2 separate regions of the Mus musculus genome follow, and region 1 is linked to region 2. Evidence: chromatin contacts called from ENCODE Hi-C or POLR2A ChIA-PET data. All regions are on one chromosome and are shown on one strand. The core of a region is the stretch at or near the end of the contact, and the rest is flanking DNA. Distances in the headings are between cores, read along the strand shown. Region 1 holds the start of Caprin1 (cell cycle associated protein 1). Region 2 holds the start of Nat10 (N-acetyltransferase 10).

Region 1 (6,269 bases), core at 177-2,676, 36 kb before region 2:
GTGAAACACATTAAGGTTTTGCCATATTCTCCTATGTCACTCTTGTTCAGTCTGGAACTTACTAGGTAGACTAGGCTAGTCTAGTAGTCTTGAGCTTAAGAGGCCTGCCTGTCTCTGCCTCTCCAGTGCTTGGATTAAAGGCAGGAGCACTAACCAAGCTCCTCTCAGATCTTGCTCAATGGTGTTTCTTTTACTAGAAAGGTCCTCCTCTAAGCTCTCTTTGCTTCCTCCAGTCCTGGCTCAGAAGTACCCAGGAAGGTTTTCATTCCCCATCACCTTTTTTTCTTCCTTTGGTTTGTTATTTTTGTGCATACCTCCCAATACAAACACTGTGAAAAAAAAAAAGCTGTTTTGTTCACCATCTCTAGCACTGCAGATTTCCTAGCATGCCATAAGGTGCTCGATAAATACTTAAAAGCACAGATTACAGACTTTACAGTTAAGTGGAGTGAGTATCTCAAGGCCACGGGGTGCTGCTGTTTCTCCAGGCTCCCTCAGGATATACTGGTGCCAGCCAGTGTTAGTCATTTTAATTCTTTGATAGAACCCTCTTCTAAATTTCCTTTTCATGGATTTTAAATTATAAATTGGTCATTTACTGCTCTCATACATCATGTTGCTGAATTTTCCACGGATCATATTCCTTTTAGTACCTTTCTCTAGATCACTCATTTTTTCCTTTTACTCGTTATCCACCCTCTTTGACCACCCCCCCGCCCCCCAAATAATTCTCCTGGACAAAAAAGTGCCCCCCTCGCACCCCCTCCCGGCATCTTGCATAGTCTTTAAAGTTTTGGGTAAAATCTTAAACAAATCGGGTAAAGATAAGTAATTCCTGATAGGGCGTACTTATCTATCTCAGGGTAGGAGAAGACGGGTTTTTAACATGACTGGGGTAATTAAGGAGATCAAAAAGCCATGAAGGATGTTCATTCTCCATGCCTAGGTTATTGTATAATTATTATGTGGCAAGTTGCCTTTTCTCAGACCTTTTAGGGTGAGTTTGCATGCTCTCCATACAGAAGGAATTCTAGAAGCTGGGATTGCACCACCCACCCCACGCACCCCTTACTTGCAGAAACCTTTGCCCCTCCAACCCCCACTCCCACCAAATAAGGGCTCTACAAGGGGCAGTCCTCAGCTCCAGAGCCTGAGGCTTGACACCCATTGTCCCCGTTAGGATGTCAAGAGATTTCGCCTGAAGGACCCCAGCTTAGGTTTCACTCAAAACTCAAGGATCTGGGATAACGGTCTCCGTGAGGGTACTTTCCAGATATGCAAAGGGACAGGAACCTGGCGCCGAGGACACGGCCCGACGGGAGGCGCGGTCCGGTGACCTTTTTTCGACAGGCATTCCAGTCGGGCAGCCTCACCGGCTTGAAGGCCCTCGCTCCCTATTGCTCCCGCCCCCCCTCGTTGCAGAGCGCTGGCTGGCTAAGTCCCTCCCGCGCCGGCTCTTGTCCCACTAGGAGCAGCTCAGAGCCGCGGGGACAGGGCGAAGCGGCCTGCGCCCACGGAGCGCACGTCTCTGTTCTCAACGCAGCACCACCCTTGCCCCCCTCGGCTGCCCACTCCAGACGTCCAGCGGCTCCGCGCGCGCACGGTGAGCGCCATCCCGGATCAAAGGCGCCGAAGGGGAAGAAGGCCGCTGTACCTGGGTGTCCTTTTTACCTTCGGAGCGGTCCGAGCGGCTGGGAGGGCTCGCTCAGGGCCTCCCCACCCCCACCCCCAACCCGGTCACTCCAAGTGCCCTTCTCCACCCCTGGCCCTGACCTTTGTCCCTCTCGTTCTCGCAAGGCAACGGGTGCCACTTGCCCCGATGGGGACCGTTGCCCTGGCGGTTGACGGCGGCCGTGCCAGGCCCCGCCCCCGGCGCGAGCTTGGTGCCCCGGGGAGGGGGGAGGGGCGGGCGGCCCGGCGCCCCGCTGGCGGGTCGCGCGCGTGCCCGTGGGCCCCTTCCTGCCGGCGGCGCGCGCCGCCCCCTCCCCCCACCGCGCGCGCGCGTAGCCGCCTGCCCGCCCGCCCGCTGCGCGTTTTGTCCCGCGTCTCTCCCCGTCCGTCTCCTGACTTGCTGGTCTTGTCCTTCCCTCCCGCTTTTTTCCTCTCCTCTCTTCTCGGTCTAAAGATGCCCTCGGCCACCAGCCACAGCGGAAGCGGCAGCAAATCGTCGGGACCGCCGCCGCCGTCCGGTTCCTCCGGGAGTGAGGCGGCGGCCGGGGCAGCTGCGCCGGCTTCTCAGCATCCGGCAACCGGCACCGGCGCCGTCCAGACCGAGGCCATGAAGCAGATTCTCGGCGTAATCGACAAGAAACTTCGGAACCTGGAGAAGAAAAAGGTGCGAGGAGTTAGTGGAGAGGGAGGGCTCGTGGCTCCAGCCCTACACCGGTCCCGGCGGTGGATGGTGCTCCTTGCCCAGAAAACGGGCGCCTCGGGGAGGTGCCTGTCACCTGACCCCAACGCGGCGCTGCCTCTAGGCCTCGGTTACTCACATCAGGCTGAGCGGGGCCTTTCCGCCTGGTGACCGGTTGCTTGGGTGGTGGGCCCGTTGCTGGGTATGCTCCCAAACTGAGGCCTGACTTTTGAAGGAGGCCAAGGGGAAGAAACAGTGTGCCCGGCCCGATTGCTCGTGGAGTTGAGCGGTCCATGCCTTGTAACTGTGGCGTTTGCCTTTGGTACCTAGGCTGGGGGCTGGTGGAATGGCTCTCTTCCCAAGAAAAGATATGTGTCTAGACCTGAACTAGGGTTGCAGTCCCGTCAAGTCCTAGTTAAGCGGGCCTTTGCTTGGGTACCCCCGCCCCCTTCCGATGGGCTCCCTACGTTTCCCCCTTTGTTTCGATTGTCTGGGTGCTTGGAACCTCACGCCCAGCCTAGTCACGAGGTAGTTTTTAAATGAGTGTTTTTTGTTGTTGTTTTTTGCCATGACCTTTTCTTTTTAATTTATTATTTTTTACCGCTTCAGCATTCTAAAGGGTCAGGGAGATTTCCTTGATCTTTCGGAGGTGGATCTAGTTTAGACTGGAGACTGCCTCTGGGTCTCTGGGCACATGGAGTGTCTAACATGGCGGCGGCTGCGGGAGAGGGAAGCGCTGTACAGGAGCTGCATTGTGAGCACAAAGCGAAAGCAGAGGGGGAGGGCAGAGACCAGGCAGCAGCCCCGCCTAGCCCCCCCTCCCAAAAAGTCGAGCCACACCCACACTGTTTTGGCTTTAATATTTAGCCATTCTGGACCATACTGTTAGATTACTTAAACCGGCTTTTTTGTTTTATGCGTTTAGTGTAGGACCGTATACCAACACAGTTTAGAGGAAGAGTCTGGGTAGAAGTAAATTTCTACCCTGATTAAGAAAAGTAGTGGAAAGGGACAAACATGGGGTGGTAGAGTGAAAATGGAGGCAATTTACCTGGAACTGTTATTCTAACTTGCCCTTTTACATTAAGTATAATGTAACTTTTGATAACTTATGCCTGCCGGGGCATATTTTAAAATTTTGAAAAATTCCCATGAAGATGTTTAGTTAGTTGTTTAACTAGTTAGAGGAGATTAGTGAGATAGGATATTGGCTAAAAATCTGAGCTGTAGGAGGTAAGTTGGAAAAATCCAGGCTATTTACATCTTAATCTTGTGGTTTATCTGCTGATTTCCCATTTTTAGTAGTGAGTTTGAAACATTCACCTTTGTACTTTTTCTGTTTCAGTGTTGAAGAGTGGCCATATTACTAAAACTTCCCAGACTTTATTTGAAATTGTGAATATACATGAACAAGATATGAAACTTTAGCTATTTTGATAAGAAATTTTAATGTATTAAATTATTAAATAGTGAAAAGAGGAAATATTAAAATAGTGAAAGCACTGTAAGCTACATTCAAATATGGAATTTCATGCCAGCATTTCCTTTTTTTTTCTTTTTTTTCTTTTTGAGACAGGGTTTCTCTGTGTACCCCTGGCTGTCCTGGAACTCACTCTGAAGACCAGGCTGGCGCCTCTAACTCAGAAATCCTCCTGCCTCTGCCTCCCAAGTGCTGGGACTAAAGGCTTGCGCCACCACACCCTGCTAGCATTTTCTGATACTTGCGTGTGTTTGGTACCCTGTGTGAAATTGAGTTTAACTTGGGTATCTTTAAATTTTCCTAATGCAATAAAGCAGTGTTGTTAGGCTGTTGCTCCAAACGGTTTAATTTTTGGAATTTCTGGGAACTCAGTTTCTTGTAGAATAGGATCCGACATGAGCTTTAATGATTTGAGGTATCAATGTTAGTGGTTGCAAATTCTTCAAATATGTTTATTAAAGAGCAATGTTGAGTAGCAGTCATTATATTTGTGAGGTGACAGATTGAAGTGTTTAAGGGCATTTTAAAACAAGACACAGAAAATGAGGTTATCCCCATGGAGACTTGAACCATAACTGGCCACTTGTTCTCTCTAGCTATAGGTAAGAGTAATGTCATCACCTGGGCCATGGTGGTACACTCCTTTAGTTCCTGCATTCAGGTGGATCTCAAGTGTGAGGCCAGCCTGGTCTACAGAGCCAGTTAAGGACAGCCAGGACTACTCAGAGATACGTTTTTTTCCAAGATTCATGATTGATATGAAGATTGACTCAGATAATAGTATCTTATGATGTAACAACACAGTTACATGAAAATGTTTTCATCATTTCTGTTGTCAGTGTTTTGATTGCTGAAGAAACAGTGAGAAGATGGGGTTATAAACACAGGCTGGGCTGAGCTGCTCCCTCACTAGACTGCTGATAATGGATCTTTTTTGTTTTTGTTTTGTCTCTCTCTCTCTCTTTTTTTTTTTTTTTTTGAGACAGGCTTTCTCTGTGTAGCCCTGGCTGTCCTGGAGTGCACTCTGTAGACCAGGCTGGCCTTGAACTCAGAAATCCACCTGCCTCTGTCTCCCAAGTGCTGGGATTAAAGGTGTGTGCGCCACCACTGACCAGTGATTATATTGGATCTTAATGACTGTTAAAGAAGCTACAGTTACTTTGAAGATGCTCAAGGCATTGGACTTTGCATTAATATGAGCACATCTGGTTTTCATTTATTTCTCTATGACTGGATGATTTGACCCGTGAGAGGTTTTCAGTAGGACTGAGCATTTGTAAAAAAAAAAAAAAAAAGAGGATTTGCTCTATGAATCAGTTTTAATACTTCTTTAGAAACTCCAATGTAATGGTCATATTTGATTCTTACCTTTTCATACTACAGCCTGCTAGACCAAGAAGGCATTCTAACAAAAGTTACTAGTAGCTAATGTAGTATACCACTTTAAGGCAGAGACCCAATACAATTGTATTTTATTTAAGAAAACAGTTTTTTTATTCATTTGTTAATTTCTGCAGTGAGAATGCAAACTTCCCATTGGTGGGGTTCACAGAATGATCAAATATCCTGCAACAGAAATATATGGCTTGGTCGTTTTTTGAAGTTTAAAATCAATTGTAAATGTTAGCGCCTTACTTAGCAATTAAAATACAAATAATACTGAGTTGTAGGACTTATTACCTAGTTTTTTTGAGCAGTACTTTCAGTACAGAAAAGGGCTTTAGGCTATATAAGATGATATTTGGAAACAGTCTGCAGTTTAAGAGATACTTATTTGATAGTGCAAGATATAATCAGTTTTGATGTAAAGGATGTTTTTAATAGGTGGCATTTAAAATGACTGACAACTCTACTAGGTGAAAGGTTAGCTAGTGTTCTCTTTGCTTTAAAAATCCTTAACTGAAACAAACTGATTGGGAAATGTATATATATTTTTTTATCCAGACCCTAAAGCAGTGGCTCTCAACCTGTGGGTCATGACTCCTCTAGAGGGTGGGTGGGGTCACCTAAGACCATTTGAAAATACAGATATTACATTACAATTATTAAATGAAGTAGTAACAAATTAATTTTGTGATTGGGAGTCACTACAACATAAGGAACCATATTAACAGGTCATCATAGCCTTAGGGAGGTTGAGAACCATTGCTAAAGGCTATGTACTTTATGTCTTTGTAATTAATATTCATTAGATAGTGAGGGTAACCTTTCTAGGCCCGCAGTGTGTTTCTTAGAATTTTTGATGCAACTGTTGTACAGGGCTTGTGTTAAATGCTTTAATAAATACTCATTCTTAAAACAATTTAATAGATAAAAATAATTGGTTTTTTTTTTTTTTTTAACATTTCAGGTTTTGGGGTGAGTTAGCTTCTTAATTGTTTTGCAAGATCCATTCATTCCCAGCACAGAGGCTAAAGTTACTACGTTTTATATTCTTGT
Region 2 (6,161 bases), core at 3,314-5,813:
GCCTGAAAGTTCTTAAAGAAAAAGATATCAAATGCCTGCTGCTACCACCCTTTTAAATTGCTATCTTTAGAAAAGCACCGGTATGTGTTTTAGATTCATTTCCCTGTTTTAGGGAAATGACAGGCAGTAGTTTCAGTTCTGATGGCAAAACAAATAAAAACATGTTTCTAAAAGTTGTATCTTGAAACACTGGTGTTCAACAGCTAGCAGCTAAAGTAATTCAACCCATGCATTGCTAGTGTCACAGCCTTTGGTTATGTCTAGTAGCTGTTTCTGAAGTATTTTCATTTATCTTTTGTCAAATTTAACCCTGTTTGAATTCTCTCCTTTCCTCAAGGAGACACTTATGTTCAAAGTGTTGATTCTTTGCCTTAGGTGCATAGAGAGTAGACAGTTTGGAGATGGAAAGGTTAGCAGTGACTTAGCCATATGTTCTGTGTTGGAATTTGTGCTAGCAGTTTGAGCACTAGCTCTGCGTGCCTATGAACTGAATGCTGCTTGTCCCATTCCATTTTATGTCATGGAGAAATAATTCCACTTGGTAACACAAAGGCTAAGTTAATGTTATTTTCTGTACAGAAATTAAATTTTACTTTTAGCCTTTTGTAAACTTTTTTTTTTTTTTTCCAAGCCGGTATCAGCTACTCAAAACAATTCTCAGATATTCATCATTAGACAACTGGAGTTTTTGCTGGTTTTGTAGCCTACTAAAACTGCTGAGGCTGTTGAACATTCCACATTCAAAAGTTTTGTAGGGTGGTGGATAATGGGGAAGCTTCAATGTTTATTTTAAAATAAATAAAATAAGTTCTTGACTTTTCTCATGTGTGGTTATGGTACATCATATTGGAAGGGTTATCTGTTTACTTTTGCCAAGACTATTTTGCCAGCACCTACACTTGTGTGCTTTAAAAGACAACTACCTGGGATGTACCACAACCATATGTTAATTGTATTTTATTGGGATGGATAAAATGTTTGTGGTTTATTGGATAATCCCTAGATGGTGTGTTACGTGTGTAGAATATAATTTTATGATAGTAAGAAAGCAAAATTGAAGAAAATAAGTTTAGTATTGAATTTGAGTTCTGAAGTGAATTCAGGGAATGTCTCACGTTTCGGGCTTCTACCCAAAGTGTAGGGCAGAAGGTGTAAAAGTTGTTTGTAGTTTGACTTGTTTATTTTTTAAGTTGCTTATTCCTTTCAACAGCAACATATCATTAGCTGTCATTCTACCATTGCAGTTCTAGTGAGTTTTAACGTCTGCATTCAAGACTGTTTTAAAAGCAACCTCACTGGACAGAGAACTGCTAAAGTCTTTTCCTTAAGATCTGAGTCTTTGTTACTCAGTATCTTCTATAATATGCAAATGCTTGTCTAGAGGCAGAAGACCTTTTGTTTGGTCAAGTGTGTATTTTACCAGAGTACAGGGAACTGATGGTCCTACATGTCTCTTAGTGTAGTAAGACTATAAAATCTTTTGTACATGCACAATTCACAGTATGTTTAGATACCACGTGTATAATGCCCCCCCCTCCCCCAGGTAGCATGCCATTGATGACTTTTTGCTTAGGGCCATTTTATTACCAGGGCCTTAATATTCCTAAAAAGATGATTTTTTTTCATCCTTTCTCCTCTTTTGATCATTGTATCTTGATATTAAAAACATGACCTTCCAATGATTGTAGTAAATTAACTTCTATAGTTCTTTTGTCTCTATATGTATTCATATATATGCTATTGTATAGAGACTTCAAGGAGACATGGAGATGCATGCTTATTCTCAGGTTCATTCACTAAGGTGCTTGGCAGACAACCAGTTTCTAAGTGCAGAATGTAGTTAAGCAGCTTCATATATGTGCCAGGCAATTTGTTTTGTTAAATTTTCATCTACTTAAGGAAATAGGGTATTGTAGCTTAGGCTGATCATACCCTTCATTTCAACCTTAAGCTCTCAACCTGCATCCATCCGACTTGAGCTATTAAGTACTTTAGTTTTATCGAGTATAAGTTAACAGAAAAAGTAAATTAAGCTTTGCCTTTACTATTTTGAATTTATATACATTCTGGAAAAACTTAGAAACTGTTGTATATTTCATTAGATTAAATTATATGAAAATGTGATTGTTTATAGCAAAGCCTGTGAGTTGCATACACCCTAAGGAAAACTCCTTAAGTGCTCCTTGAAGAGAGAAGAAACAATTCTGGGTCTGGTCTTTTTAAGAACAAAGCTAGACTACTGTATGTTAGCACTGTACATTAATAGTCTGTTGTGAAGCTTGAGCAGTTTCCTGCATAGCCTTGATCCTTCACCGTTGGCATTGAAAATAGCAGTATCCCTGATGTACTTAAAACTTAAAGTCAGGTTTTGGTATATTTATTTGTAAGTCTTAATTTCCTCTAAATACTATATCTCTTTAGCGAGACAACCTGAAATTTATTAGCACATTTGGGTATCTCTTGCTTGGCATTATGGCCAGTGTTAACTATTCAGTGGTGAAAAAATTACCCCTCAAGACACTGGAGTGACCCCAGATGTGTGTAGTAAGTGGCATGGTTCAACTGTGTGGTTAATGATAAATATATGACTTAGTCGGTATGATCTGGAAAGACTTGATTGAAAGATAATTCAGCTGACATAAGGATGAGTGAGGAGTGGCAAACTGGATAAAAGAGTCAAGAGACCTGTATTCCAGTGACTCCTGTTTTGTTTAAGCATTAGCAAGATCTGTCTGGGGAAACTGGATAGGGCAGTTTTCTTCCATGTTTAGTTTTTGTCTCAACATTTGGAAGCTATTGAAGGTTTTAAAATGGTGTGTATTGTTTTTTTTTGGGGGGGGGGTGGCCAGAATAGTGGGTCATCTAATAAAACTGCCATTTAAAAGATCTTCACTGCAGTGTTTAGAACAAAAGTTTATGGGCAAATGTAATCCAGAAAGTGCATCATTCTTCAGCAGAAATTGAGGTGTAAGTTGGAAGTGGTGAAAGGATTTCAGATTCCCTGTCACCACGGAGTATCTTGTGCCTTCAAGGATGGTTTCATCTCTGGTTTTACTTAATCCAGGTGGCCAAATCCAGCCTAGCTGTTCTGAATATTAATTCTTTATAGTTACTTTGTCTATAAATACCTAAGTCCCAAGCCCCTCAAATTCAAAAGTCACACTAAAGTGCTTGAATATTAAATGGCCAGTGAAATGGCTCTGCAGCTATCATCACTTGAAGTCAACCCAGACCAGAGTTTTGACTCCTGGGACAAAGGTGGAGGAAGAGAATTGTCTCCAAAACCCTCTAAACCTGCAGGTGTGCAGTTCCATTCCCATACCCATCTTCTCAAGCACATTTGATATTCTACACTGAGAATATTCTACATCAACTATTTTCAGTCCAACTACTTGATAGGGGCAGTTGGCAGTAAGTTGGAAGCTGTCTTTGTTGTCTTTATATTCTTCAGTAAAATCACATGCTTCCACAGCATAGACAGCTCAGCCATCTAGCACTGGCTACCCTTCCCCTGCCCTACTACTTTATCATTCTAAATCTTGACTATCTTATGGCAGTTGCCCCCGTTTGCATCCTGACCTGGTGGTTTCAGATTTTGCAGTGACTAAGGTAATCATAGCCATCATCTCTGTTCCCAAAATTCCAGTTTTTTGTTTTCATTACAACGGAAATACCATATCTGGGCTACTTAAGCAGAATCGACTAGCCTTATTTGCCCATTTTTGTCCTCTTCCTATATTGGTTCCTTTAAAAAAAAAAAAGTCGAGTACTCACAAGGGTCATTATTTCTAAGTTTTGTGTTTTGCTTGTGTCACCACCACCTTATAGGACTTGTCTGCCCATTATAACAAAGTACTGGTAGTTTTATTTTCTTAAGTGCATTTAGAACCTTAGTATTAAGTCTAGGGCTGTATTGGTGACTTAAAACAATATGGCTAGGCATCATGAAGTCTTTAAAGTCCATTGAAATTTAGATTGATATTGAAGTTGGTGCGTAAATTTGGGGAAGGAATTCGTTTTAGATAACAGAACTTGTGCCCAAAAATATAGGATAAACCGATTTCACGTGGCTCATGCTAAAAGGAAAGCAGACATACTTACGGGTATCCTTGTGGATGTGGTTGGATGAGCTTTGAGACCCAATGTTGGGCTTTTAGTACACTTGGCATGAGTAAGAAAAGCCTGCAGAGTACCGCGGCCACGATCGTTGGTACAAAGTCTACAGACATTCTCAGACTGCTGCCGGATGGAGGTTCAAGTAAGATGAATTAAACAATTACTGGGCTAGTTTCATATAAAAGTAGGGAGGTCGATAAAACAACACCTACGCTAGCAACAGCTATTGCCTTGTACAACCCTGCTATAGAGGTTTTTTTCAACATAGCAACAGTGGACGAGTTCCTGTACCAGTGGCAACGGCAAATGCGAGACACCCGGATATCTAAACGATTACTTCCGCCTGTCATAGCCAGGTTACCCGCAGCAAATGGCGAAATGGCGGCCGGGAGTTAGTGCGCAAGCGTAGCGGAGATCCGCGGCGTGTTCTTACGTCATCACTAAGCGTCGAAGCCATGGAAGGTCCCATAGCTGTAGTGGTCCCCTCCCTTCTGAGCACTTGCCCACGTGCTGTCTGCCACTTAAGCGGATTCACGTGCAGCGGCGGCCCCGGCGTAGCTCAGCTGTGTAGAATTTTCTCCAGCAGATTGGTCAGCCTGGGTAGCAACTCGGTGTCTTCACGTGCTTCCGTTGTGCAGCTGCCTGGTGTCGGCCGGAGCAGGGCGCAGGTACTCTTTGCAAGGGACTGGGTCGGATGTTGAGATGTGCGTTTGGGTCTTTCACTGGCCGGTAGGGCTGGCTCGAGTACGGAAGCTTCTGTACCGGCTGGTGCCTGTATCTTCGGACTCTTCGCCTGGACTGCCCTACAGACAGACGTTCCTGGTCCGGGATACTCTGACATGCGGGGCTGGCTTCTCGAGCGCTTTCCGGGAGTGTGGCTCCTTCCCACACTCGGGCTTCTTCTCTCTCTTTGAGAGAATGGGTTGGTGTCAAAACTATTTTCTGAGAAACTCGGCTCCTCGTAGCAGTGGTAGGCTTTGAACTAACGCGGTTTAGTCCCAGATATTCTGCTCTTAAATACTGCAGTATGCCAGTTTATTTGCACTATTTAGCTGTCTCAGTCAGGACATTTGACAGTGCACCTCGTGATGCTTAGTACCCGGTGCTGTGTGTACAAGAATGGATACAGCCGAATGAAAATGACTTGTCGATCAGGTTGTGGTGGCGTATACCGTTAATTCCAGCGCTTGGAAGGTGGAGCCTGGAGTATTTTTTGGAGCTCGAGGCCAGTCTGGTCTGCATAGTGAGACTGTTTGAAAAAACAAAACAAAGCAAACAACAACAACAACAAAACCCAATACGATTCATCTTATTTTCTCTTTCCAATAATGCTTTCCTTATGTATTAAACGTTTCTTGGAACCAGTAATTTTAGATCGTTATCAGATCCCTCACTCTGGCCATTAATTTTACATTAGTTTTGTGTGTAGTTGTATTTCATCTACTTTTAAAAGTACTTTTTAGAATTAAAGCTTGTACTCAGGGGCCTTACCTGTTAATTCTAAGACTCTCCTATTATAACAAAAAATAAGACTCCCCCCCCCCCCCCCCCCCAAGACAGGGTTTCTCTGTATAGCCCTGGCTGTCCTGGAACTCACTCTGTAGACCAGTCTGGCCTCTAACTCAGAAATCCGCCTGCTTCTGCCTCCCAAGTGCTGGGATTAAAGGCGTGGGCCACCACTGCCTGACAAGATAAGACTTTTAACAATTAAGCTGGACTCGTTAACATTAGGTACCCATTCATTTTTTGTAGGTGTTTATGTGGCTGGCAACATAAAGCTTACAAACTGAGTTGCTTTGGACTTGGGTAGATCCCAGTGTAAAGTCTATTTGTTACATCAGTGCCTTGGGATACTAGATTTTTTTTTCTTTTAAGACTTATTTATTTATTATATCTAAACACACTGTAGTTGTCTTCTGACGCACCAGAAGAGGGTGTCAGATCTCATTAAGGATGGCTGTGAGCCACCATGTGGTTGCTGGGATTTGAACTCAGGACCTTAGGAAGAGCAGTCAGTGCTGAGCCATCTCTCCAGCCTGGGATAC

Evidence for each region. Hi-C counts contacts between places; a loop is a spot of excess contacts on that map. ChIA-PET counts read pairs that join two places held with the same protein, here RNA polymerase II (POLR2A).
Region 1: a map of gastrocnemius shows a loop between it and region 2 (8-fold over the local background). The contact joins the promoter of Caprin1 here to the promoter of Nat10 in region 2. A Hi-C loop is called at or near these places in 15 of 37 maps with a recorded cell type or tissue (T-helper 17 cell, adrenal gland, gastrocnemius and 3 more). POLR2A ChIA-PET finds 5 or more read pairs at or near these places in 4 of 5 experiments (Patski and embryonic stem cell).

Annotation. Positions count from the first base shown.
Region 1 is chr2:103,792,797-103,799,065 of GRCm38, reverse strand. Caprin1 (cell cycle associated protein 1) reads left to right here and starts at 1,426. Exons shown (of 19, transcript NM_016739.3): 1 at 1,426-1,603; 2 at 2,126-2,335. The coding sequence starts at 2,126.
Region 2 is chr2:103,759,672-103,765,832 of GRCm38, reverse strand. Nat10 (N-acetyltransferase 10) reads left to right here and starts at 4,563. Exons shown (of 29, transcript NM_153126.3): 1 at 4,563-4,784. It overlaps Caprin1 (cell cycle associated protein 1), which reads left to right. Exons shown (of 19, transcript NM_016739.3): 19 at 1-2,888.